2 separate regions of the Mus musculus genome follow, and region 2 is linked to region 1. The links are chromatin loops, found by intact Hi-C in ENCODE. Cell type or tissue: left cerebral cortex. All regions are shown on one strand. Each heading gives the region's core, and the rest is flanking DNA. Links, peaks and the distances in the headings are about the cores only. Region 1 overlaps Plbd1 (phospholipase B domain containing 1). Region 2 overlaps Gucy2c (guanylate cyclase 2c).

Evidence for each region. Hi-C counts contacts between places; a loop is a spot of excess contacts. Peaks named below come from ENCODE experiments on the same cell type or tissue, not always from the same donor. Only the 100,000 strongest peaks of a DNase experiment are listed, where the experiment ranks them.
Region 2: it touches region 1 in a loop (2.9-fold over the local background); 23 of 42 quality-filtered maps call a loop at or near these places.

The regions. Positions count from the first base shown.
Region 1 is chr6:136,613,789-136,626,331 of GRCm38, reverse strand. Plbd1 (phospholipase B domain containing 1) reads left to right here. Exons shown (of 11, transcript NM_025806.2): 7 at 8,930-9,130; 8 at 9,265-9,405; 9 at 12,355-12,540. Among named protein-coding and RNA genes, the nearest start is that of Gm40409, 10 kb to the left of the region's middle. In left cerebral cortex, for the core only: CTCF peaks have their summits at 5,367 (motif pointing left) and 6,513 (motif pointing left); a DNase peak (open chromatin) is centred at 5,371.
Region 2 is chr6:136,716,145-136,728,687 of GRCm38, reverse strand. It overlaps Gucy2c (guanylate cyclase 2c), which reads left to right. Exons shown (of 27, transcript NM_001127318.1): 14 at 286-357; 15 at 779-883; 16 at 4,884-4,970; 17 at 6,144-6,276; 18 at 7,875-8,012; 19 at 8,959-9,044. Among named protein-coding and RNA genes, the nearest start is that of Gucy2c, 59 kb to the left of the region's middle. In left cerebral cortex, for the core only: a CTCF peak has its summit at 6,544 (motif pointing right); a DNase peak (open chromatin) is centred at 6,554.

The DNA.
Region 1 (12,543 bases), core at 1,944-9,943:
GATCAGAGGACACTGTGGTATGCTCCGTTCCCTCTGTCCATCTTTTCATGGATTCCAGGGATCAAACTTGGACCAGCAAGTTTGTGTAGCAAGCAGCGTTACCCACTGAGCCTTCTGGCTGGCCACAAAAGGTTTCTTTCTTATTACTAGCTCCTGGGTGATGTTCACATTCGGGGACCAGAGCCCATCCTTGGAGCCACCAGCTGCCTCTGTGGTCCCCAAAGCACAAGCCTTGCAGTAGACACACGTGAAAACACACGTGAAAACACACGTGAAAACACACGTGAAAACACACGTGAAAACACACGTGAAAACGAAATTCAATGCTCCAAGCCCCAGGAGAATTTAGTCAGTGTCCGGGGTCCATAGTGTGGTTACTCGCCTAGGTTTTAAAGTTGTCCCTTTAATAAATGTATGCTGGGAATATTTCAACGAACCATAATTACTGTTACTAATTTCATGTTACCACTTTGATCTCGGAGACTTTGTAAAATCTATACAAATGATTCACAGGTGAGCACAGGGCCAAGTTCCCAGCTTGAATCTGGGGAGGGACGAAGGAAGAATGGAAGGAAGCGGGACACGCATTGCAAAGGATTACAGGCAGATTTTGTAGCACTTGATTCTGGTTTTCTTAGACTCCCTTTTGGGTGTGTTTTATCTCCTTTGGCACCGTCCCAGGATGCGAAGTCTTCTGAGGGACACACCTGTCTTAGTCATCTTCCACCACCTGGCTCGGGGAGTGTCCTCCCTTTCAGCTCCAACAATCCCACCCCCATATTGCTATTCTCCTCAGGCTGAACTGGCCACCCAGTGACCTCCCGACTCCTCCCTGCGTGCGCAGCGCAGCCCCCAGGACTCGCTTTGCTGTTCCTGTTGCAGTCTCCTCATGGTTCGTGTGAATCATTTTCTTTTGCACGACTGTACACCTGTCCCCATCACCCTTGTCAGGGGTGTGCGGCCAGAAAAGAACTGTGTTCCAAGCCTGCCCGATATGATTCCTGACTTGCTGTGTGTGTGTGTGTGTGTGTGTGTGTGTAGGTCAAAGAATGGCTTCCATCCTTCCAGAGTGAGGAGCCCCAAGTGCCATAGATGCATAAACATTATTCACCATTTCTTCTTCAATAAATTTAACAGTTATTTATTGAGCACTTCCGTATGTTAAACCTTTGGCACCTTCTCCTGATGCCGAAATGAACAGGTATGAGTCAATACGACAAAATTCCCTTCCTTAGTAGAGTTTATATACTGAGAAAGAAAAGAAAAAAAAAGCAGATGAATAATAGACCCGGAGAAATTTCTCAGCGGGTAGAGTGCGTCCCACAACTCACATCAAGAACGCTGGGCTTTGTTCAGTTCTGAGCCCCATTTTTTAATGGGGTTATTTGATTTTCTGAAGTCCACCTTCTTGAGTTCTTTATATATGTTGGATATTAGTCCCCTATCTGATTTAGGATAGGTAAAGATCCTTTCCCAATCTGTTGGTGGTCTTTTTGTCCTATTGACGGTGTCTTTTGCCTTGCAGAAACTTTGGAGTTTCATTAGGTCCCATTTGTCAATTCTCGATCTTACAGAGCAAGCCATTGCTGTTCTGTTCAGGAATCTTTCCCCTGTACCCATATCTTCAAGGCTTTTCCCCACTTTCTCCTCTATAAGTTTCAGTGTCTCTGGTTTTATGTGAAGTTCCTTGATCCACTTAGATTGAGGAATACCGAATGGCAGAGAAGCACCTGAAAAAATGCTCAACATCCTTAATCATCAGGGAAATGCAAATCAAAACAACCCTGAGATTCCACCTCACACCAGTCAGAATGGCTAAGATCAAAAATTCAGGTGACAGCAGATGCTGGCGTGGATGTGGAGAAAGAGGAACACTCCTCCATTGTTGGTGGGATTGCAGGCTTGTACAACCACTCTGGAGATCAGTCTGGCGGTTCCTCAGAAAACTGGATATAGTACTACCGGAGGATCCAGCAATACCTCTCCTGGGCATATATCCAGAAGATGCCCCAACTGGTAAGAAGGACACATGCTCCACTATGTTCATAGCAGCCTTATTTATAATAGCCAGAAGCTGGAAGGAACCCAGATGCCCCTCAACAGAGGAATGGATACAGAAGATGTGGTACATCTACACAATGGAGTACTACTCAGCTATTAAAAAGAATGAATTTATGAAATTCCTGGCCAAATGGATGGACCTGGAGGGCATCATCCTGAGTGAGGTAACACATTCACAAAGGAACTCACACAATATGTACTCACTGATAAGTGGATATTAGCCCAAAACCTAAGATACCCAAGATATAAGATACAATTTCCTAAACACATGAAACTCAAGAAAAATGAAGACTGAAGTGTGAACACTATGCCCCTCCTTAGAAGTGGGAGCAAAACACCCTTGGAAGGAGTTACAGAGACAAAGTTTGGAGTTGAGATAAAAGGATGGACCATGTAGACACTACCATATCCGGGGATCCATCCCATAATCAGCTTCCAAATGCTGACACCATTGCATACACTAGCAAGATTATGCTGAAAGGACCCTGATATAGCTGTCTCTTGTCAGAGTATGCCTGGGCCTAGCAAACATAGAAGTGGATGCTCACAGTCGGCTATTGGATGGATCACATGGCCCCCAATGAAGGAGCTAGAGAAAGTACCAAAGAAGCTAAAGGGATCTGCAACCCTATAGGTGGAACAACATTATGAACTAACCAGTACCCCGGAGCTCTTGACTCTAGCTGCATATGCATCAAAAGATGGCCTAGTCGGCCATCACTGGAAAGAGAGGCCCATTGGACACGCAAACTTTATATGCCCCAGTACAGGGGAACGCCAGGGCCATAAAAGGGGAGTGGGTGGGTAGGGGAGAGGGGGTGGGTGGCTATGGGGGACTTTTGGTATAGCATTGCAAATGTAAATGAGCGAAATACCTAATAAAAAATGGAAAAAAAAAAAAAAAAAAAAAGAACGCTGGGCTTGGTGGTGGGCGGGTGTATCCCAGAGCTGGGAGCAGGGGCTGCTGGGTGTAAGCTGCCGGCCTGGATGCCCCAGATTCACTCCGTGGGGCCCGTGTGGAGAGCACTGACTCACTCTGGTTATTCTCCGACCTCCCTGACCCACACGCACGCCACAGCACGCTTGGGCACACACTTTTTTTTTTTTTAACTTTTTATTGATTCTTTGTGAAGTGTCACATTATGCACTCCAATCCCACTCATCTCTCCATCCATCCGCTTCCGCCCTTTACCCACCCACCTTCCCCTCAAACATGAAAACAAAAAGTAAAAAAATAAGAAAAAAAAACTCATGTGGAAGCTTCGGACACATACTCTTATTTATTAATTATTCACTTTACATTCTGATTGCTGCCCCCTCCATCTCCTCTCTCACACAGTCCCTCCCCCATACCCTCTTTCCCTGTCCTCTGAGAGGGTGGGGCTCCCCCGACCCCACCCCCACTCTGGCACATCAAGTCTCTGTAGGGCTAGGCTAACCTCTCCCACTGAGGCAGCCCAGCCAGGGAAACAGAATCCACAGATAAACAACAGTTCTAGGGACAGTCCCCGCTGCAGTTATTGGGAGACCTGCATGAAGACCAAGTTGCACATCTGCTACATATGTGTGGTGTGGACCTGAATCCAACTCAGGTATGCACTTTAGTTGGTGGTTCAGTCTCTGAGAGCCCCAAGAGTTCAAGGGAGTTGACTCTGGTGGTCTTCCTGTGGAGTTCCTGTCCCCTTCAGGGCCCTCAATCTTTTCCCTCTCACACTTCCATAAGAGTCCCAGCTCTGTCCACTGTTTGGCTGTGGGTCTCTGCATCTGTTGCAGTCAGCTGCTGGGTGGAGTCTCTCAGAGGACAGTTATGCTAGGCTCCTGTCTGCAAGCACAACAGAGTATAATTAATAGTGTCAGGGACTGGTGCTTGCCCATGGGATGGGTCTCAAGTTGGGCCGGTCATTGGTTGGCCATTCCCTCAGCCTCTGCTCCATTTCTGTCCCTGCATTTCTTGTTGACAGGAAAAATTTGGGGTAAAAAGTTTTGTGGGTGTATTGGGGTCCCCATCCCTCCACTGGGGGTTCTACCTGGCTACTGGAGGTGGCCACTTAAGGTTCCATGAATCTCAACTAAAGTCACCCTGCCCATAGGCTCCAGGGAGCCTCCCCCATTCCAGGTGTCTGGCACATTCTACAGATGCCCCCCAACCCTGCCAGCCACCAATTTACATTCACTCTCCTGGCCCCCTGGGACTCTCTCCTGTCTCCCCACATCTGATCCTGAACACCCCCATTCCCCTCCCCATCTTTCTCTCACTCAGTTCCTTCCATACCTCTGCCTCCCATGATTATTTTATTCCCTCTTCTAAGTGAGATCCAAGCATCCTGACTTGGACCTTCCTTCTTGTTTAGCTTCGTTGGGACTGTGGGATAGATCCAGGGTATTGTATGACTAATATCCACTTATCAGAGAGTACATAACGTGCGTGTCCTTGTGGGTCTGGGTTACCTCACTCAGGATGATATTTTCTATTTCCATCCATTTGCCTGCAAATTTCACGATGTCCTTGTTTTTAATAGCTGAGTAGTATTCCATTGTGTAGATGTACCACATTTTCTTATTCATTCTTCCATTCTGGCTATTATGAATAAAGCTGCTATGAATAGAGTAGAGCACCTGTCCTTGTGATAGGGTGTAGCATCTTTGAGGTAAATGCATTGTTGATCACAGACTGCTTCCAGTCTCGACGTTTGGGCTCCTTGTGTTTTAGTGAAATCCAGTGTGTGTGTGTGTGTGTGTGTAGTATATGTGTATGTGCATGTCATAACACACATGTGGAGGTCAGGAGTGGGTTTCAGGGACAGAGCTCAGCTTGTCAGGCTTGGCGGCCGGTGCCTTTCCCTGCTTCCTTACTTGGCCCTTATCAAGGTGGGCTTTGTTTACTGAAAAAAGACTGCGTCTTAATCTCAGCAACAAAGTTACCATGGGATGCTATCTGAGGGCGGGCGTTATAGAACGTGGCATTTCTCCTTTTCCCCTTAACTGAGAATGATCTGCCTTCCAGAGCTACCTTTGGGATGGCAGCGAGGTTAGGATCGACAGGAACGACGTTTCCCTTTATGGCCAAGCATGGGGACTTGGTATCCTCCTTTAATGTTTTGCTTGCTGTTTTTAAGCTCGACAATATAGAGTCACCCTCCTCGAGTAGCTTTTGCAACCCAATTCATCACTTTGTTTTTGCTGTTCGAGAACTCTAGGCAGGCTGTATTTTACTACCCTCTGGCTTCTTAAGGACCCTTACTCTGCAATGAGAGGTTCTCAGTCACTCATTTACAAAAGAACGCCTGCCCTCTTGTGTCCAGACAGAGTACTACAGCAAGGAGGGACTTAGCAAACCTGCATTCTACCGGCTAGGATCCTCCTTCTCCAGGGCTCGCCCACAGAGGCCATGCCTGTTTGTTGTTTGAGCACTGCAAAAGGGACTTAGAAATGAATGAGCTGTCCCTGAAACCTGTCCCAACTTCTATCCCATATCCAGCCTGTATCTTCCCAGAAAGGGTACTCACTAAAATTGCGTTCAAGGGTGCGCCATCAAGCCTGCATGCTGGAGTAGGAAATTCACTTTTGCTCCGTAATCCTCTTGTGTAAGCTGACCCAGCCTTGGAGAATCTCCTTCAGTCGGACACTCCTCTTACCTTTGAGATTCTTACTCCGAAACTCCGGACCTTAAACAGGTTGTGAGAGCCGAATGATGTCATCAGCCTCAGGCTGTCAGAGGTGAAGTGCGGATAGCCAGGCTTGGTGTAAGCTGTCCACGTGACTGAAATGCATTCTCGTCTTTCAAGTCCTCTTGCTCCTCGCTTTCGTTTGTTGAGATGGATAAGGGTTTCATGTGGCCCAAGTTGGCCATGACCAGATCTGCTGCTCTCACCTCAGCAGCACTGGGATTCAGAACAGGACCTCCACATCTGGCCAGACTTCGGCTTTATGTCACCCCTCTACCGGACTCCAACCCTGCCTGGCCCATCCCAGGCTCCTAGAAGCTGCACAGTGATACACATCATTGGGGGTGGGGGTTCAACTGTTTCCTGTATGAGTGCCCTTTGTACGCAGACAGAAGGGCATTTGTTTTCATTCTCTGGGGAGGGGGCTGAAAAAAATTCATAAAACTCCTGTTGCTTTAGTCATTAATGTATATGAAAAGGCTAATGTTTTAGGTGTGAAAGGAAGTTGGTATAAAGAAATATGTATATATATATATATATATATATATATATATACACACATAAAAGAGCCATTCACAACGTATATTTATTTAAATATCAGATGTACTCCATAGATACACACAGTTTTACTTTTTAGTTAAGAAACCAAAACCAGGGCCCCCCAGAGACGGCTCAGTGGTTAAGAGCACCTGCTGCTCTTGCAGGGAACCTGGGGTTTGGTTCCCAGCACCTACATGGCAGCTCACAATTGTCTGTAACTCCAAGTTCCAGGAGTTCTGATGCCCTCTTCTGGCCTCCTCAGGCACTGCACATATGTGTTTTATAGTTACATACATATATACAGGCAAACCATTAACACACATAAAATTTTTTAAAAATTTAAATACCCCAAAACTGTAATACTAAGGGCCAACAAGATCACTCATTGGGGGGGGGAAAATGCTTGCTTTGAAATCCTAATGGTCTAAGGTCAGTCCATGGAAAGGTGGGAAGGAAAAACTGTTAGCGTTTCTCCTGTTGTGATAAACACCAGGACCAAAAGCGCCTTGGAGAAGACAGGGCCTTTTTCTGTGCGTAGCCTATAGCCCATCACTGAGACGTCAGGGCAGGAGCTTGAGTCAAGAATGTAGAGAGAGGAACTGAATGAAGCAGAGGCCATAGAGGAGTTCAGCTTACCGGCTTGTTCAGCCTGCTGTCTTATACACACAGGGGACACCAGGCCAGAGATAGCATCAGCCGTGGCTTCTGGGCTTTCTCATGTCAATCAATAATCAAGATGATAACCCCCAGGCTTGCCTACAGGCTGTCTGCCAGAGGCATGTTCTCAACTAAGGTTCCGTCTTCCCAGATACATTCAAGATCGTGGCACGCTGACAAAAAGAAACAAACAAACAAACAACAACCAGGACAAGAAGCAGCTGCACAAAGTTGTTCTTCGCCCTCCAGCTGTGTTGCACACAGTCCATGTATTTGCACACATATACATACGACAATGACCTGCTGAATATAAATAAATAACATAGACAAAATGTTAAGTGATAATAGCATGTGGATAGTAATGCTTAGCTATGCCAAAAAGAACGGGGTTGTTATAAAAAGGTAGACATCTGAGCCTATGTTGGTCGATTCTGTCCTAACGGAGGAGTTTAGACCGGGTAACCTCCAAACACAAGTCTGTTGCCTGCAGGTCTAGACACTGGGAAGTTCAAGGTGAGGGCAATGGCAGGCTGTGAAAGCTCTTTCTTACAGGTGGTGCCTCGCTATGTGTGCACACGGTGGACAGAGCAAGCGCACTCTCTCTGGCCTCTTTCCAGTGCCTAGCCTACCCCTGAGTTCTCAGACATTTCTTTAACACTCTCAGTTGTAGACATCTATCAGTTGCTGACAATGGTCCAGTTGTGTCTGGTCTACCTGTCCACTCTCACCCAGCCCAGACTTCAACATAAGCCTACACTGTCTCCAACATTTAGAAGACTCTGTGAACCAGGGTGTCAAAGCCTACTTTCAAAGCCAGGTTCAGATTTACACATGTAGATTCATCCATGTTTAAAAGTCATAAAGATTCCAATAAAATTCATAAAGAACAGAGAGAAAAGAAGGAGGAGGAGGAAGAGGAGGAGGAATAGGAGGAGAAGGAGAAGGAGAAGAAGAAGAAGAAGAAGAAGAAGAAGAAGAAGAAGAAGAAGAAGAAGAAAAGAAGAAGAAGAAGAAGAAAGAAGAAGAAGAAGAAGAGGAGGAGGAGGAGGAGGAGGAGGAGAAGGAGAAGGAGAAGAAGAAGAAGAAGAAGAAGAAGAAGAAGAAGAAGAAGAAGAGGAAGAAGAAGAAGAGGAGGAAGAAGAGGAAGAAGAAGAGGAAGAAGAAGAAGAGGAAGAAAGAAGAAGAGGAAGAAAGAGGAAGAAATATGGGTACACTGTACTGTGAGCCTTCATGTGGTTGCTGGGAATGGAGGTGGCTCCCTCCGGCCCAAAGATTTATTATTATATCTAAGTACACTGTAGCTGTCTGTTGCCTGCAGGTCTAGACACTGGGAAGTTCAAGGTGAGGGCAATGAAGAGGGCATCAGATCTCATTTCGGATGGTTGTGGGCCACCATGTGGTCGCTGGGAATTGAACTCAGGACCTTCAGAAGAGCAGTCAGCACTCTTAACCACTGAGCCATCTCTCCAGCCTGACATCTAAATTCTTTTTTTTTAAAGATTTATTTATTATTATATGTAAGTACACTGTAGCTGTCTTCAGACACACCAGAAGAGGGCGTCAGATCTCATTATGGATGGTTGTAAGCCACCATGTGGTTGCTGGGATTTGAACTCAGGACCTTCGGAAGAGCAGTCAGTGCTCTTAACCGCTGAGCCATCTCTCCAGCCCCGACATCTAAATTCTTAACTGCCTAGCAAAGGCACACATACACATACACACACCCTCAGATATTCAGGCTTTTTAGACAATCTAGAAGGTTATGGGCTCTACTGGCACCTGTGCACACTGCAGCTTAGTAACTACCAAGTAGCTGGGCCAATGCTGGGAGTGCCTGCTACAGAGCAAAGCAAGCCATAGCTTCTACATTGCCAGACCTACTGTGTATGCGAAGCCCTGTGATGACGGTGGTTGTGTGGGCCATGTAGACATGCAATGACCTGTGATGATGGTGGCTGTGCGGACCGTGTGGGCATGCGATGACCTGTGCGTTTGTCTTCTTCTAGGGTTCTTGGAGTCTCTGGATGACTTTTATATTCTCAGCAGTGGCCTGATATTGCTGCAGACCACAAACAGTGTGTACAATAAAACCCTGCTGAAGCAGGTGGTGCCCAAGACTCTCCTGGCCTGGCAAAGAGTCCGTGTGGCCAACATGATGGCCGAGGGTGGTAAGGAGTGGGCACAGATATTTTCAAAGCACAACTCTGGTAAGTGGTTCTGTACAGCAGTCCTAAGGCCTATGTGCCTATGTCTAGCCTTACAGTTGTTAATCAGTTGACGTTATTAATCACTTAACCAGTTGAGGCATATCCCTGTCGCCTTGTGTCTTCCAACATTTCAGGTACCTACAACAACCAGTACATGGTCCTGGACCTGAAGAAGGTGACCATCAATAGGAGCCTGGACAAAGGCACTCTCTATATTGTGGAGCAAATCCCTACATATGTAGAATACTCCGATCAAACCAATGTCCTAAGAAAAGGTACCTTCTCTTCCTACTCTGTCAGGACTGTGTACCAATACATGTGTGCTGCTTTCATCTATGCTGTTGTGATACCCTGTGGTAGGGGAAAAAGTAAAGTATTGATGGAAAACTCACAATGCCATGCTACAGCTCACCACGGTGGTCGGGTCGAGGCAGGAAGCTGAAGCAGCTAACCATACCACGTCTGAAATCTAGAGCGGAGAGAAAGGGCATGCACACACGTTTACCACTCAGCCAGCTTTCTTGGCTCTTCTTGTAGTCCAGGGCCCAGATCCAGGGTGAGCTACTATGACACCACTTCCAGGTGTCCTCCCAGATCAGCTAAGACAATTGTCCTCCAGACATGCACACACACGCAGGCCAACTTGATCTAAACAATCCCTCCTGGAGATTCTCTGCCAGGTGATCCTAGGTCCTATCAGGTTGAAAGTTAAGACCAGTGCGTCTGATGCAGGATGTGCTGTGTGCGAGTGGCTGGCAGGGCTGGCAGTGACGGGCATCCTGGTAAAGAGTCATCATGCAATGAAGTGAGTGGGCACTTCATTCTCTCATGGGAGGTTGGGATGTCGTCAAGCCTTGTGACCTCTGACCTCTAACAGCTCTAAAGTCGCCTTTTTTCTGGAATTCTGGGGGCTAAATTGTAAGTTCCACTGAGCACATCTGTGGGGTGTTACTCTGACTCAGGCTGGGAAAGCAAAGATGCCAAATTGCTTCTCTCTAGAAACTGGAGCATCATATAGCCCAGAATGGGAAGAGCTGGAATAAAGTCTGAGGTACCAGGCCTGGTAGAACCTAAAGAGGATTCCATTAGTGGGAGGGATCAGAGATGCTGGCTGTGGCCACCAAGGGTATATCCCAGGCAGGTGAAGCTCGGGGATAGAATCTTGGCTTCTCATAGTCTCAGGTAAATGACTCAAACTCTCAAAACCTTACTCTCTTCAAATGCAATCCAGATGCAAACCCACCAATCACCTATTTACTATTAAAATCCTAGAACTCTAATGCCAGAAGTTATTGTTTTGGTACTAAGTTATTTGGTAGAAAAATATGATTCGAACTGAACTAATTTGGTAGGAAAAAGAGCTGCCCCCAAATCTGACAAAATGGGCTTGAACTATATTCTTACAGCCTGTGTCCCCTCCTAAAGACATTACTTACATGCTATTCACCCCCCCCCCACCCCCCAATGACAAATCTCGTGATGATGACTTAAAAGAGGTAGAATTTACTGAGAGTCACTTTCTCAGCCTGTGTTTTCTGGTCAGGAGCATCCTGTCCGACACATATGGTAGAGGAAAACCATCCTCATCACAGTGGTGAGGAAGAAGAGGCACAGGGATAACCCAGGTCAGGGTACGACCTTCGAAGGTGGAGTACATCCTCCATCTAGGCCCATTCTCCTGATAACCCACTTAATCAGTATAGCTGGGACTCATGACGCATGACCTCTTGGTGGCATCACCAGTCAGCGAGCAAGGCTTGAGAATGTGGGGAGAGGGAACTTCACAACTAGATCACACACACACACACACACAAACACACACACACGAGGGAACTTCACAACTAGATCACACACACACACACACACACACACGATAGCATCAATATCTTATACACATATGAGGGGTTCCCCATGAGGACGTATTAACATACCATATGCACACTTCATTGCTATACCAACAGCTACAAAGTGCAGAAACTTGCTTACTTGGCCACTAAGCCTTGGTGAAAATGCAAGTAAGTGGAGCAACTCCTAATTTTTCGCATTGGAATCAATTCACTAAAAGTGACAGGCTTCATCAAGACGTTCTCATTCAAGTCCCTCAGGCCCTTTGACCTCATCCATCTGCCATACTCCTCCCTGGTTCCATCCGTCCACCCTCTTCCTGCTAGCCCCTCCCTCAATTCTACTTTTGCATCTTGTATAGAAAGCACACAGACAGGAACGCAGTCTTTCTGAGTGGCTCATTTCCCTTCACGTGATCATCTTCAGATGCACCCTTCCCTGCAGATGAAATGTTTTTGTGACCGAATAAAGTCTACCGAGTATAAATGTCACATTTTCTTGTTTGTTGTTGAACAGTGGACTAGTTCTATTGGTTAGCTACTATAAACAGTACTACAGTAAACACAGATGCCCAGGGGTCAGTGTGGTATGTTGATTTAAGATGTGAATTCCCAGGCGCTGTATAGCTCGCGCACATCCCTGCAGTTTGTTGAGAAACCTCCATATTGATTCCCATAGTAGCTAGAGTCTCCCTTATTTTAACTGAGGGTTCTATAGGCAATAGTCTGGTGTAATCCAAGATGTTCCTAGAATTGTTTTACATGTCCGGTGCTTAGTGGCTTGAGGTACAGTTTTGGATGATCATGGGTCCTGGGAAATGTGTTCAGTACACAAGATACCACCTGCACCCCATGCCCACTCATTATGGTCACCCCTTCCCTTGTACACATGAAATGGGGCTAAGTGCCTAGGACCTAATTATTCATCCATAAACCCAGCTAGAGCTTGGGTTTCCTGATGCCAGTGCGGTGTCTTCCATCAGTGTGATGAGCATCTGTGGTCCTCTGCAGGACATGCTACTCAGCAGATGGACCTCAGGCGGCTCCCAGTGTGATGAGCATCTGTGGTCCTCTGCGGGGCATCCTACTCAGCAGATGATGGACCTCAGGCAGCTCCCAGAACACTGTATCATCCTTTGCTTTTTTTTTTTGGTCCCTAGAGAGCAAAGCCACTCTCTGGGTTTTAAGATTATACTAACAAGTTGCAGTGAAAACCAAAGGCTTTAGAAGGACCACTGTGACCTGCAGGTTCATTTCCTAAGTAATTACACATGTGGTAATTTTCAAATATAGCAGCACTAAATAACTTTCTTCTTTTGTTCCCCCTCTCTTCCCATCTCCCTCTGTCCAACCCTACCTTTCTCTTCCATTCCACATCAGGATACTGGGCTTCCTATAATATCCCTTTCCACAAAACAATCTACAACTGGAGTGGCTACCCTCTGCTGGTTCACAAGCTGGGCTTGGACTACTCTTATGACTTAGCTCCACGTGCCAAAATCTTCAGGCGTGACCAAGGGAACGTGACGGACATGGCCTCCATGAAATATATCATGCGATACAACAGTA
Region 2 (12,543 bases), core at 2,803-10,802, 100 kb before region 1:
TCCCTCTCTCCCTCACTCCCTCCCTTCCTTCCATTTCCCCTGGTCATTCTACAAGAAACGTTCCAACTCCAGCCTACTACATCCCAGTTAGTAGACATTATAGATAGAAGCCTTAGTCAATACTATGAGTGTTCCAGAACGTTTACCATGCAACAGCAAACTTCCATAATCTGTACATAATGGGTCACACAGGACCCTGCCTTCCTGTGCTTCAGTGTATTGGAGACTGTTTGTCCATGCACAGACTCCTGCTACAAGTTCCCCTTTCTCAATTGATCTCGGCAGAAAGTGATTCTGAAAGACCTCAAGCACAGCGACGGGAACTTCAGTGAGAAGCAGAAGATAGACCTGAACAAGGTATGCGTGCACGCCGTGTGCCGCACACACGCACGCTCGCTCGCGCGTGCACACACACACACACACACACACACACACACACACGGCTCAGAATCACTTCCCTCCCAACACTGTGGTCCCCAGTGGTGCTGCAGCCAACAGAAAATCCCCCCAGGAAAGGCAACTTGGCTGTTGACAGTCTACCAAGAGACGCTGGAGAGTGAGGCCTGATGTGGCCTACACCACAAGCCTGGTTTTATTTGAAAGTAGTTAAAATGTTATTCAGTGTAGCTGAGTGGGATGTGACATGGGTGGGAAGGAGTGGGGACTGGCGTGGGGTTGTTACAGGGACATCACACTGCTATCTAATTCACCACACTGGCACTCCCACCCCTCCCACCCTGCGCCTTTGCTCTATAAACAGCCTGGTCTCCTGTTCTAGTTGCTGCAGTCTGACTACTACAACCTGACTAAGTTCTACGGCACCGTGAAGCTGGACACCAGGATCTTTGGGGTGGTTGAGTACTGCGAGAGGGGATCCCTCCGGGTAAGGAGCCACAGTCACTTCCTAAGACAGGTCACCTAAGTGGTCACTACATGAGAAAGGAAAAATCATGCTGAAGAGGTGACTTAGTGGCCACCTGCAACTCCAGCTCCAGGGGATCCAACGCTCCCTCTGGTCTCTGCGGGCACTGTCTCTGCGCGCGCGCGTGCGCACACACACACACACACACACACACGGTGTGCAGATACACATGCAGGCAAAATGCTTGTACATAAAACAAAGCAAAGAGTTCTACTCAATGATATGACATCAGAGAGCCCTCAGGAAAAATGTCAGCGCCAACAGATTACATCACTATGACGTCATAGCAAGCAAGCCAAAGGTATTCAGAGAGGCAGAATGAACGTGGGAGCCAAAGGAGAGGGCAAGTGAGTGAGCGCTTTGGGACTCCATTCACATTACTCACTTGCTTTTGGGTTAAAGGCACAAAAGACAAATGCTCAAACAGCATCAGATGGCCTGCCCTGCCCCGGTCAGCATCAGATGACCTGCCCTGCTCCATTCGCCTCCCCCATCCACCCCACCACCAGAACAGTGACTCAGCGGGTGCCAGGTGGGCTCAGGTATTCTGGATAAGCAGCTCCTGCGCGTCACGGGAAGTAAGAGGGGGCTGAGTCATGTTCACAGGGGAGCTGACCATCAAGCCTGGCCCCTGGAGCTGTGGAGCGAACGCTCTGAAGGGCACACACAGGTACACAAAGAACAGACTCACTGACCACTTCACGAGGCTAGCTTTAAGACTGACCGGGCACACACAGGTACACAAAGAACAGACTCACTGACCACTTCACGAGGCTAGCTTTAAGACTGACCGTACAACTGACTGCAGCCTATGGTTATGGAGAAATACCGACAAAATGCCACAATCTTAAACTTGCTGTACACCGGAATAAGACGCAGACAATAGAATGTGGTTAGTTCTGTGTAGCAAACATATGACAATGTGTTATGGCAAAGATCCTAGAACAATGTGATGTGATTGTGTGTGAGTGTGTGTATGTGAATGTGAGTGAGGGTGAGTGTGTGTGTGAGTGTGTGTATGAGTGTGTGTGTGTGTGCATGTGTGTACAAACACACACACACACAAGCGTGGAGGTCAAAGCATGGTGGCAGGTATCTTCCTTGACTTTCCTACCTATTATATGGAGGGAGGGTCTCTCACCAGAGACCAGAATCTGTACCAGAGTCTGTAGATCTCAATAGGCCAGCTGGCCACCTACTCCAGGCTATCTCTGCCTCCCCATGCTGGGATTACAGCAGGCTACACTGTGGCTGCCTGACATTTGTGTTGGTGTTAGGAATCTGAGCTCCCATCCTAACACTTGCAGGGAAAAGGTTTACTCACAATACCATCTCCTCATCCCCAGATGATCATGTTAATGGGCCTGAAAGTGATTACTTTAATTAATACTGAGAACATGAACAAACGTCCCTAATGATAACTCTCCCCAGCCTTTTTGTTTGTTTGTTTGCTATCCTTTATTAAGAGGCCCCACATTTTTGTGGGACCCCAGCCAAACCAGACAGGTCCCCTAAATATAGCAGGAGGCCTGGAAGGGGAAGGGAATGACTTAGGATCCCACCACACCTCCCTGGAAACAGAAATCCACCACAGACAGACGGATAGACGGACAGACAAGAGCTGGGGAGGAGAACCCACCTCACTCTCGGTTCTCTCCCCGTTGCACCCACTCAAAAAGAAAGTCAAACACTGGCTATGCAGACCCCAGCCCACCTACCCACCCATGGCAGCGTTTGTGGGATTCCCCCCTGCAATGGGTAGCCCCAAGACAACTTCCTACGGACCCTCTTTGACTTTGGTTTGCTCCTGGCAACTCCGCGCCCTCTTCCTTCCCTCAGCCTCCAGCACACTCTCTGGCATCTTCTACCACCTACTCGGACCTTCCCTCTCTCTTGCTCTCTGCTTTCTGGCCTCCCTGCCCCAGGGCTTCTTGGGGAAGCAGTGGGCACCTTCCATCTAACAAGGGCCCCACTAGGCCCTGTCTGCCCATCATGTGGGACTCACACAGCTGCCCCACTCTCTTTGAGGTCAGGGGCTGAGCGCTGCCGTCGCATTCGCGGAGTCTCCCCAGCCTTTAAAGAAGAGAAATACTAAAACATTCCAGGAAGCAGCACATAAGCCTAAAAATATGGCTTTATAGAACAAGACTGTGTGCTTTCTACGAGTATACGTTAAAGAATAAAAAAAGCAAATACCAAAATGAGAGACTGGATCAGCCAGCGGTGGCTTTCTTTTCTACTTTTTGATATTTTGCAAGTTTTGTTCCCATTTTATAAAAGATATGTGTATACTTTTTGTACTCAAAGCAGAATTGTGCTGGTAGGTGAGAATAGGTTAGGGTGGGCATGCAGCGGGCCAAGGGAAGAAAGAAAGGCGTTACTGTGGAGTCCGGCTGCCCACAAATCTCTCTTTACCTCATAGGCCCTCCAGCCTCGTCTAAAATGACTATAACTCTAGAACCTCTTGAGGAATTATTGGGATCATACCCAAATTAAAACCAGACTTGGGTCAGTTGTTTCCCTCTAGAATAAGAACAATTGTTAGCAGTTAATCCTCCGCTCTGGGTTATACTGAAAATAGTCGCTTACTGGTATAAGGAAACCCTGTATCTCCTGTATCTCTTTAAGAACCACCCAAATCGTAGATTAGTTTAAGGCCTAGCTTCTCCAGTTCCTAGGAAAGCCAGGAGCTCTCTTAAGGGCAGAGATCTTAGCAGACTTAAGAAAACCCAGAGCAATTACGCCAATTGAAGTAATTAACACAGGTGGAGACATGAGCCTAATGTTGGAATTCCCAGGAGCAACTCCCTGCTTAAAAACACTGGTCCAGCCGCCATAGCGGCACACACCAGTAATCCCAGCTCTCAGGAGGCAGACGAAGGAGAACCACAACTTCAAGGCCTCACAGGGAGTTCTGTCTGTGTGCTGTGTGCCAGCTACATAGGGACCTTCAGGTTTTGTGGACTACCAAGGGAGAGCCTGCCTCCGAACAAGATGTCTTAAAACATATAAAAACAAATACAACAAACAAATCCAGTCTTTGTAGATGAATTTGACAGGACAGATATTCTCAATCAGGCTCCCCACGGCCAGTCTCCAGGCAGTCGATGTCTTTCTCTCTTACCTGATGGTGACATCCACCCCATACCTGTCTTGTTCGTTTGGAGGTTTTGAGACAGGGTCTCACATAGTAGCCCAGGCTGACCTCAAACTGACTATGTAGCCCAGGCTGCCCTTGAAGTTCTGGTCCTCCTCCACCTCCTATGTACAGTACATATTTGATAATGGTCATGTTTCTTGTTTATGTGTTTATTGTATGGTTTACTTTATCATTATTTCAGGTTAGTATACTGTAGCCAGCAACATGATACAACTCCTCCCTCATTTCCTTCCTTTCTTTTCCTTTTTTCTTTCTTCAGACAGGGTCTCACTACATAGCCCAGGGTGACCTCAAACTGGTAGAAATTTTCTTGTTTAAGACTCCCACTCCCGAGTTATTTTGATTATACTTGATTTGTCTACTTTGTGAGCCTGGGATGAGAGAGAGAGAGAGAGAGAGAGAGAGAGAGAGAGAGAGAGAGAGAGCGCCTCTGTGTGTCTGTGTGTCTGTGTGTCTGTGTGTCTGTGGGTATCTGTAGCAGAGAACATGGAGAATACCATTCTGCACTAAGCACATCTGTAGGTCACAGGTGCTGTGCTCTGTGCCCTGTGGCCTGGACTTTGAAAGTCCCTGGCTCTAGGTTTCTGTGAGGACATCATAATACAGTCACACAGTAAAATCACCTACCACACTGCTCAGATGGTAGCTGTCACACAACCCATGAAAGTAGGCGATCTTAAAGGAGGGCGGCAACATCCCAGTCTGTTCCTGACTCGGCAGCCTCCTGATTGGATAACCCAGCTCACACTCTCTCCACGCCTGTCATGCTTCGCCTTACGTGTGTTTCTCTCCCCTGTTCAGGAAGTGTTAAACGACACAATTTCCTACCCTGACGGCACGTTCATGGATTGGGAGTTTAAGATCTCTGTCTTAAATGACATCGCTAAGGTAAGAGCCACATGGGCACAGGAACATTCATGAAATGAAATAGCGTACCGAGCTCCTGGACACAGTCCACGGTGGTGTCCTCGGTACGACGGCAGCCGTGGTGGATGTGTCGTGGGCAGGACTTGATGACATAATGTGTGTGCTCACGCATCACCATAGATTATTTTACAAATAAAATACCATATGAAATAACTTCCAAATCTGCTAGATTTTAGGGAGTGATTTGGTCCAGTCATTTCCTTCACAAACTTAAGGTCGTCTCACCTGTGTTTTTAGATGGAGGCAGCAGAGAGCTAGAGATGTGTATGTGTTCACGGTCCAAATAAGCAGGAAGTGAAACTATGTAAACACTATAAGCAGGGCTGACTAGGATGGCTCAGTGGGTAAGGTGCTTGCTGGTCCAACATGAAGAACTTAGTTCAAATCCCAAAACCCATGTTAAAATTTAAAAAAAAAAAAAAAAGTATCAGGTCAGGTGGCACATATAATTCCAGAGCTGGGGCAGAAGAAACAGATTCTCCAGGTTCACTGACCAGTCAGCCGGGCCTAACTGGCAAGCTCTGTTTCCAGTGAAAGGCTCTGTTTCAAAACCCAAGGTGGGGGCTTTCCAGATGGCTTCCTGAGTGAAATCATACAAGGATGACAGAGCGAGTTAATCCCCAGAAGCCACAGTGGAGAGGGAGGGACTGGCTCCTGAACGTCGTCCTCTGACCTCATGTGTGCTATAGCATGCACGTACGCACACCCGCGCACGCGCGCACACACACACACACATACACACACACACACACACACACACACACACACACATCAAACACACAAGAACAATAAACACAAATGTAACTGATGAAACCCAAGTAACAACACAGCCAGAGGCTGATCTCTGACCTTCCCACACACCCAGCCACATAATCACAAAGTCCTGTCTTGTATGGTACACGGCTACTCAGCCACACTTTTCACTCAACTTCCTTTTTCTTCTTGTGGTAGAGCTATGCCTCACAGGCACTCACGGCACCTTTAAAGCGAGGTTCACAGCACTGAATTTAAAATTGGACAGTACGGCCACACGTACAGAGAAATTGATTCAAAATGTCACTCATTTCTTTCAAGTGGTCACTCAGCCAAAGTTTGTGATGTCTCTGTTTTCCCACCATCTGAAAACAATTACAGGGGATGTCCTACCTGCACTCCAGTAAGATTGAAGTCCACGGGCGTCTCAAATCCACCAACTGCGTGGTGGACAGCCGCATGGTGGTGAAGATCACCGACTTTGGGTGCAATTCCATCCTGCCTCCAAAAAAAGGTCTGTGCCTCTTTTTCTTGAATTTCTTTCTTTTTTTGCTTTGTTGTTGTTGTTGTTTGGTTGGTTTTTGTTTGTTTGTTTGTTTTCTATCTCATATGGAAAGTTCAGGAAATGAGGAGGAGACAGGCAACACTTTAACTCTTTCTCCAGCACACCCTGTCTGTCAGCCAACGAATGTTTCTTTGTTTTAGTAAATGTATTTATTTTATGTTATGGGTATGGACGTTTTTGCTTATCTGTGTACCATGCGCACGCAGTGTCCACAGTGGCCAGAAGAGGGCATCAGGCCCCCTGGACCTTGGATTACAGATGACTGTGAGCTGCCAGGTAGACACAGAACTAAAGTCAAGTGCTTTGTAAGAACAGAAAATGCTCTTAAACTCTGAGCCACCTCTGTAGCCCCTCAATGAATGCTTTCTGGGCTAAACAGGTGTCTTCCATGGACACTGTTTTCGGTATTCGGCTCTGATTCTTGAGCTAAAGGAAAAGGCAGAAGGAACTTGCAGACTTGTAGAAGCTAGGCTAGGAAGAGCCCATAGAACCATCTAGTTGAACTTTGTAGGAGATGGGCGTGAGATCCCAGGCTGGAGTTTTGCACAAGAAGATGGACTACAGAGCAGGAGAGCCTGTTCCCGTATGGACATTACCATTCACTTATCTGTGGTGACAAGATACATAGACACACATGTAGGTGCACATACAGGCTGTGAAAAGAGCCTCATCGTTCTTCAGGATTGTGGGAAGGGTCCAGAAAAGGAACGTGAAGCCACACAGGTGTGTGGAGGGCAGGCATGCCAGCCTTTCCCCTTCAGTCTTCATTGTAAGTTACAGCTAAGCCACCTCAGAAATCTAGAACTCACGTCTCAACACACAACCTCGCTCAAAATGAAGCTCTTATTTCCAGTTCTGTTTAACAATTCTTTGAGTTTTATTATATATACATATGCACACCCTCTATTTCCTCCCTCTATTTCCCCAGCCCTGTGTAGTTTAACATGCCATTAGACTAAACACGGAAAGTTCTTTTATATTCTTTTCAGCATGTATATGTGTGTGCGGTGTGCTTGCATGTGTGCATGGGGGGAGTATTTACATGTGTGTGTGTGTATGCACACGTGCATGTGTGTGCTCATTGGTGCAGAAGCCTGAGGCTACGTCAGGAGCCTTTCTCAGACACACTTCCCTTTATTCATTGAGGGAGTCTCAGGACTAAGTCCTGAGCTTGTCGATGAGGCCATCCTGACTAGCCAGCTTCCTCTGAGTCCACCTTCGAAGCAGCGGAATGGCAGACAGGCACCATAACTACCCAGTGTTCAGATAGGTTCCGGGGAATCCAGCCTCAGGTCCTCACGTTTGCACAAGGGCTCTCCTCACCGAGCCGTCCTCTCAATCCTCCGTGAGTTCTTACAGAAGACCTGCTAGGAGCCAACCTTTGTCCCTAAAGCAAAGGAACAAAGCTTTTTGATCAGATGACGTCCATCCCATCCTCCTTAACCCTGTTCAGCAGGATCTGCTGATCCCACATGTCTGTTACCTGAACTTTCAGCATAAGTAGAACTGCCTCCTCCAACTTTGCCCTGTTGCTATCTCACGCACAGACCTGTGGACGGCCCCGGAGCACCTGCGCCAGGCCACCATCTCTCAGAAAGGAGACGTGTACAGCTTCGCCATCATTGCCCAGGAGATCATCCTCCGTAAGGAGACTTTTTACACGCTGAGCTGTCGGGATCACAATGGTGAGTCGGACCTCCCCCAGCCTGGTACAGAGCCAGCCAATCTGCTGACTGGCTGACTCAATCTGCATTCGTTCGGGACTCGCTGATCCCGAATCTCCGGCCCCACATCTCATCAGGCCTCTTCTGAGTTGTGCACTCTAGGAGGACTGCAAAGGCTTGGTGTGAGAGAGCCCAGGCAGGTGCCATCATTATCCATCTCAGTGTTAAAGGGTCTTCCTTCACTTGCTGGCTCTGGTGGTCCAGGCCTGTGATCCTAACATTGGACGGTGGATGCAGGGAGATTAGGAGTGCAAGGCCATCCTCGGCTTCCTAACCACTTTAAAGCCAGCCTGGGTGAGACACTGGCTCATGCGGCAAGCATAGTAGGCATCATCCCTGCACTCCAGTTCTCCGCTCGACCACAGAAGGCAAGGTGCTTGCCTGCTTGCTTGCTTGCTTGCTTGCTTGCTTGCTTGCTTGCTTGCTTGCTTGCTTGCTTGCTTGCTTGCTTGCTTGCTATTGGGATTAGCACAGGCTAGCAAAGCAGCAGTGCACTTCATTCGTATTTAAAGCAGTGCTTAGTTTTTTGTTGCTTCTCATTGAAGGAAAACACTTTGTTCCATTCATCTGGTCTTCACTTTCTGAGCGTTTACTATGCCTTAACTCATGACTGTCTGGAGGTCAGCTTGGGGGATCTGGGGGGTCAGTCGGGGTATGAAGAGGGGACCCGAGAAGCCTGAGAAGGCAGTGGCGGAATCTGGGATGCTCCTTTGTTAGCTGTCTACCAGGGAGGCTGCTCCTGGTTGTAAGTGGGGGAAGACTCCTCCCACTTCATTCAGGTCTGTAGACAGGCTCTCCCACTCCTGCTGGACTGAAGGGCCATCAAGGGGTGAACCAACTCAGACTGTGGCAAACAGTCCTCACTGGGGGGGGTCTTCTCATAATGTAATTATTCTCATCCAATCAGAGAAGATTTTCAGAGTGGAAAATTCATACGGGAAACCTTTCCGCCCAGACCTCTTCCTGGAGACTGCAGATGAGAAGGAGCTGGAGGTGAGTGTGTCCTCCCAGTCTTCGGCGATCTGTCTGTCTGCTGTAAAGCTTACCACACGCTCAGTGGTGGAACGCAAAAGTGAAGTCGCAGAGAGTTCTGGAAGCTAGCTCCACAGGGCCTCCAGGTTCTTTGGACCTAGCCCCTTTGTCCTTCGAGAGCTTCCGGTGGCTTTTCTTGGTTTGTAGCCACCCATTCTGAGTACTGCCTTGCCTTGCACCACGTCCTCTTGCCTCTCTGTCTCACTTGTCCCTATCTCTTCTGATTAGACCATGAGTGACTCCGTGTGGACCCACCCAGGTAACCCCGTACAACTGCCCTCTCCCAAGAGTTTTCAGTTGATCACTTCTGAAAAGGCCAAATACCATCACCCTCTTTGTTTGATAGGTGTGTGTGTGTGTGTGTGTGTGTGTGTGTGTGTGTGTGTGTATGTGTGTGTTCAGTTACTAGAAACCACTGGAGTCTAAAATTACTCAATGGAAAACTCCAGAATAAACAATTTATAAATTTCAAGTTGTTCAGTCTGATAAAGCTTTGTGCCACTTTTCTCTGTTCTGTTCTCCCCTTCCATTAGTCTCTGGGTAGGCATCTAGGCTCAGAGACTTACAGCTGAGTGATGAACTCACGTAGACCTGTGACTTAATAACGGCTCTCACGTGCATGTACAGTGATGGGGAAGTTTAGTGTATTACTATGGCTGTTTTGCTTTACCACTGGTTATTATTATAACTTACAAACTCCATCTGACCATAAGTATGTGCTGGGCTCTGTACTCTCCAGAAGTTCTCTGCTGGAAGCCTTGAAATGGTCTCTCCCAGGCAAGGAGGGACTGCTCTTTGGTGACATAGGACACAGGGCTGAGGATGCAGGGATCTGTGACCAGTTCTTCTCACCCCTCCCCCAAGCTCTACCCCTCCCCCAGCTCAGGACAGAGCTGCTGGTGGAAGCACACATCACAGCCTACATTTTTGAGAGCCTACATTTTTGTAAGCCTGACACATACATATGCGATGTATGTGTCAGGCTTACAAATACTTCTATTGATTTAAAAAGAAATATGATCCAGCTATAGGTATATACATCTTCAGTCCCAGCATTTGGGAGGCAGAGGGAGGATTATCAGGTATCAGGGCCCAGCTTCTGGTACATGAGACTTAGTTTCATTTACCAAAACAGCAAACCCTCACCTGCACAGATAAGGAGATGAAGGTAATATTCCCATACAACTGATTTAATAGCTAAGACTAAAAGTGTGTTTTGTTTTAAAGTTCTACTTCAAAGTTGACTAAGCTAGGTGTGGTGGCACATGCCTGTAAAACCTGCACCTGACGGGTAGAGACAAGACAGGAGTGCAAAGTCATCCTTGGCTACAGTTAGAGGCCAACCTGGGCTACATGATACCTTGTCTCAGAAAGAAAGAAAGAAAGAAAGAAAGAAAGAAAGAAAGAAAGAAAGAAAGAAAGAAAGAAAGAAAGAAAGAAAGAAAGAAAGAGAGAGAAAGGAAGGAAGGGAGGAAGGAAGGAAGGAAGAAAGAAAGAAAAGAAAGAAGAAAGGAAGGAAGAAAGAAAGAAAGAAAGAAAGAAAGAAAGAAAGAAAGAAAGAAAGGGAGAGAGAAAAAAGAGAGAAAGAAAGAGAAAGAGAAAAGAGAGAGGGAGAGAGAGAGGAAGAAAGAGAAAGAAAGAGGAAAACCAGTATGCTTCATTTTAGAAACTTAGAAGAAACGTTTAAACAGTCCTTCAATAAGACCTTTAGAAGTCAGGCATGGTGACTCATACCTATAATCCCAGCTCTGAGGAGGCTGGGGCAGAAGGACTTTGAGTTTGAAGACAGCTTGGGTTACATAGTGAGCCCCCATTTAAATTAAAGAAAGTGGAGGAGAGAGAAAAGGATGAAAGGAAGGGATGGATTGGGGGGGGGTGGCGCAGGAGACAGGGCGGGAGGGGACATGATAAGGACCCAGCTGCTGAGGTTCCCATCCCCACCCCTCCCCCCCCACCCCCCACCCCCACCCCCGCCGCTGTTTCTCATTACTTCCCTTTCTCCTGTTCTTCTGGACTCCTCCCCCGCCTCATCAGATCGGTTCAGTCATCCCCAGTAAGAAGAGAAAGATTCCAGGATCCTCCAACCTCCCCAATCCTTACTTGCCGGATCCCCTTACAATCAGATGGTGTGGCATTTGTATATAACCTACCTACAACCTCCGGGATGCCTAAAATCACCTGTGCGTTACTTACGGATTTAAACATTAATCCTATGAAGATTTATTGTCATGTTGTATAATGTGTGTGTTCGGTACAGACTTAGTTTTCCCCTGAACCTTCCCAACCTGTAGTTAATGGGATCTACACCGTGGAAGAACAGCCAAGGCTGATGGTTTACACAGGTGATTAGAGCCTTTTCACCAAAGCAATACCCACAATTCATCGCTGTTGCTGACTGATTCTGCAACTGGAAGCTAGGCAAAGATTTCATGCCCCTATAACTGGTCCCAGTAGAAAACAAGCCTAAAACCAGTCTCTCAACAGTGTCCCTTTGATCCTCAGAGGTGTGGTGCCTGCTGAGGCAGGGGCATCACCCAGAAGCTAAATAAACCAAGAGAGGCAGCTGTGGCCTTAGCTCCCTCCCAGGAACCATTCAAATAGAATCCAAGGAGAGCAATCCTGTACCGAATCATTTATCACCTTGGTTCCAACCACAGTGAAGAGCAAACTTTATTTAAATAAATGGCAGCAACTTCCCTTTTGGGTCAAGTCACAAATATGGTGGCAGGTAAGATGACAGGTCCTTCTACCTCCTCTTCCTCTCCCCTCCCATTCCTCTGAGCCACTTCTCCATTATAGCTGTGCACCCCTGTCAGGTGGGAAACTTAAAACATAAGTACAATTGCCTTTTGCCCATGTAAAATTCAGAACACACATATGTGTTCACAAATCACTTAATGCCTTGGGGTGGGGCCTGAACACAAGAAGTTTCCTTTGTGGTCCTCGAGGGAGTGACTCCCAGCTGCAGCTGAGATTAGCAAACCATCAAGGTTTGTTCTTATGTACACCCATTTGCTTTGTTTCCACTGAGGCACATTAGTTTTTGTTTGTTACAGTGTGTGTGCGTGTGCGTGTGCGTGCGTGCGTGCGTGCGTGCGTGCGTGCGTGCGTGTGTGTGTGTGTGTGTGTGTGTGTGTATGTGTGTGTGTATTAACCTGCTAAGGCATCTCGCCAGCCTAAACCTCATTATTTTTTACCCTCCCTGACACATAAACACCACATGTTCTTGTAGAGCCTTTAATGTCTTCCATAAACACCAGCCTCATTCAAATTGTTACCACTTTTTAAGGAAGTGCATTCCAAAGACTGACTGGGTGTGGTAATGTCAGCAGCGGAGTCTACAACATGAAAGGAAGTGAGCTGGAGACTGGTTCTCATAGTCACTGTGGCAGATCCTTGCGAAATATCCCCCACCTTGTTCATACCCATCACGGAGGACAAAATGAGGCTCAATCCTGGA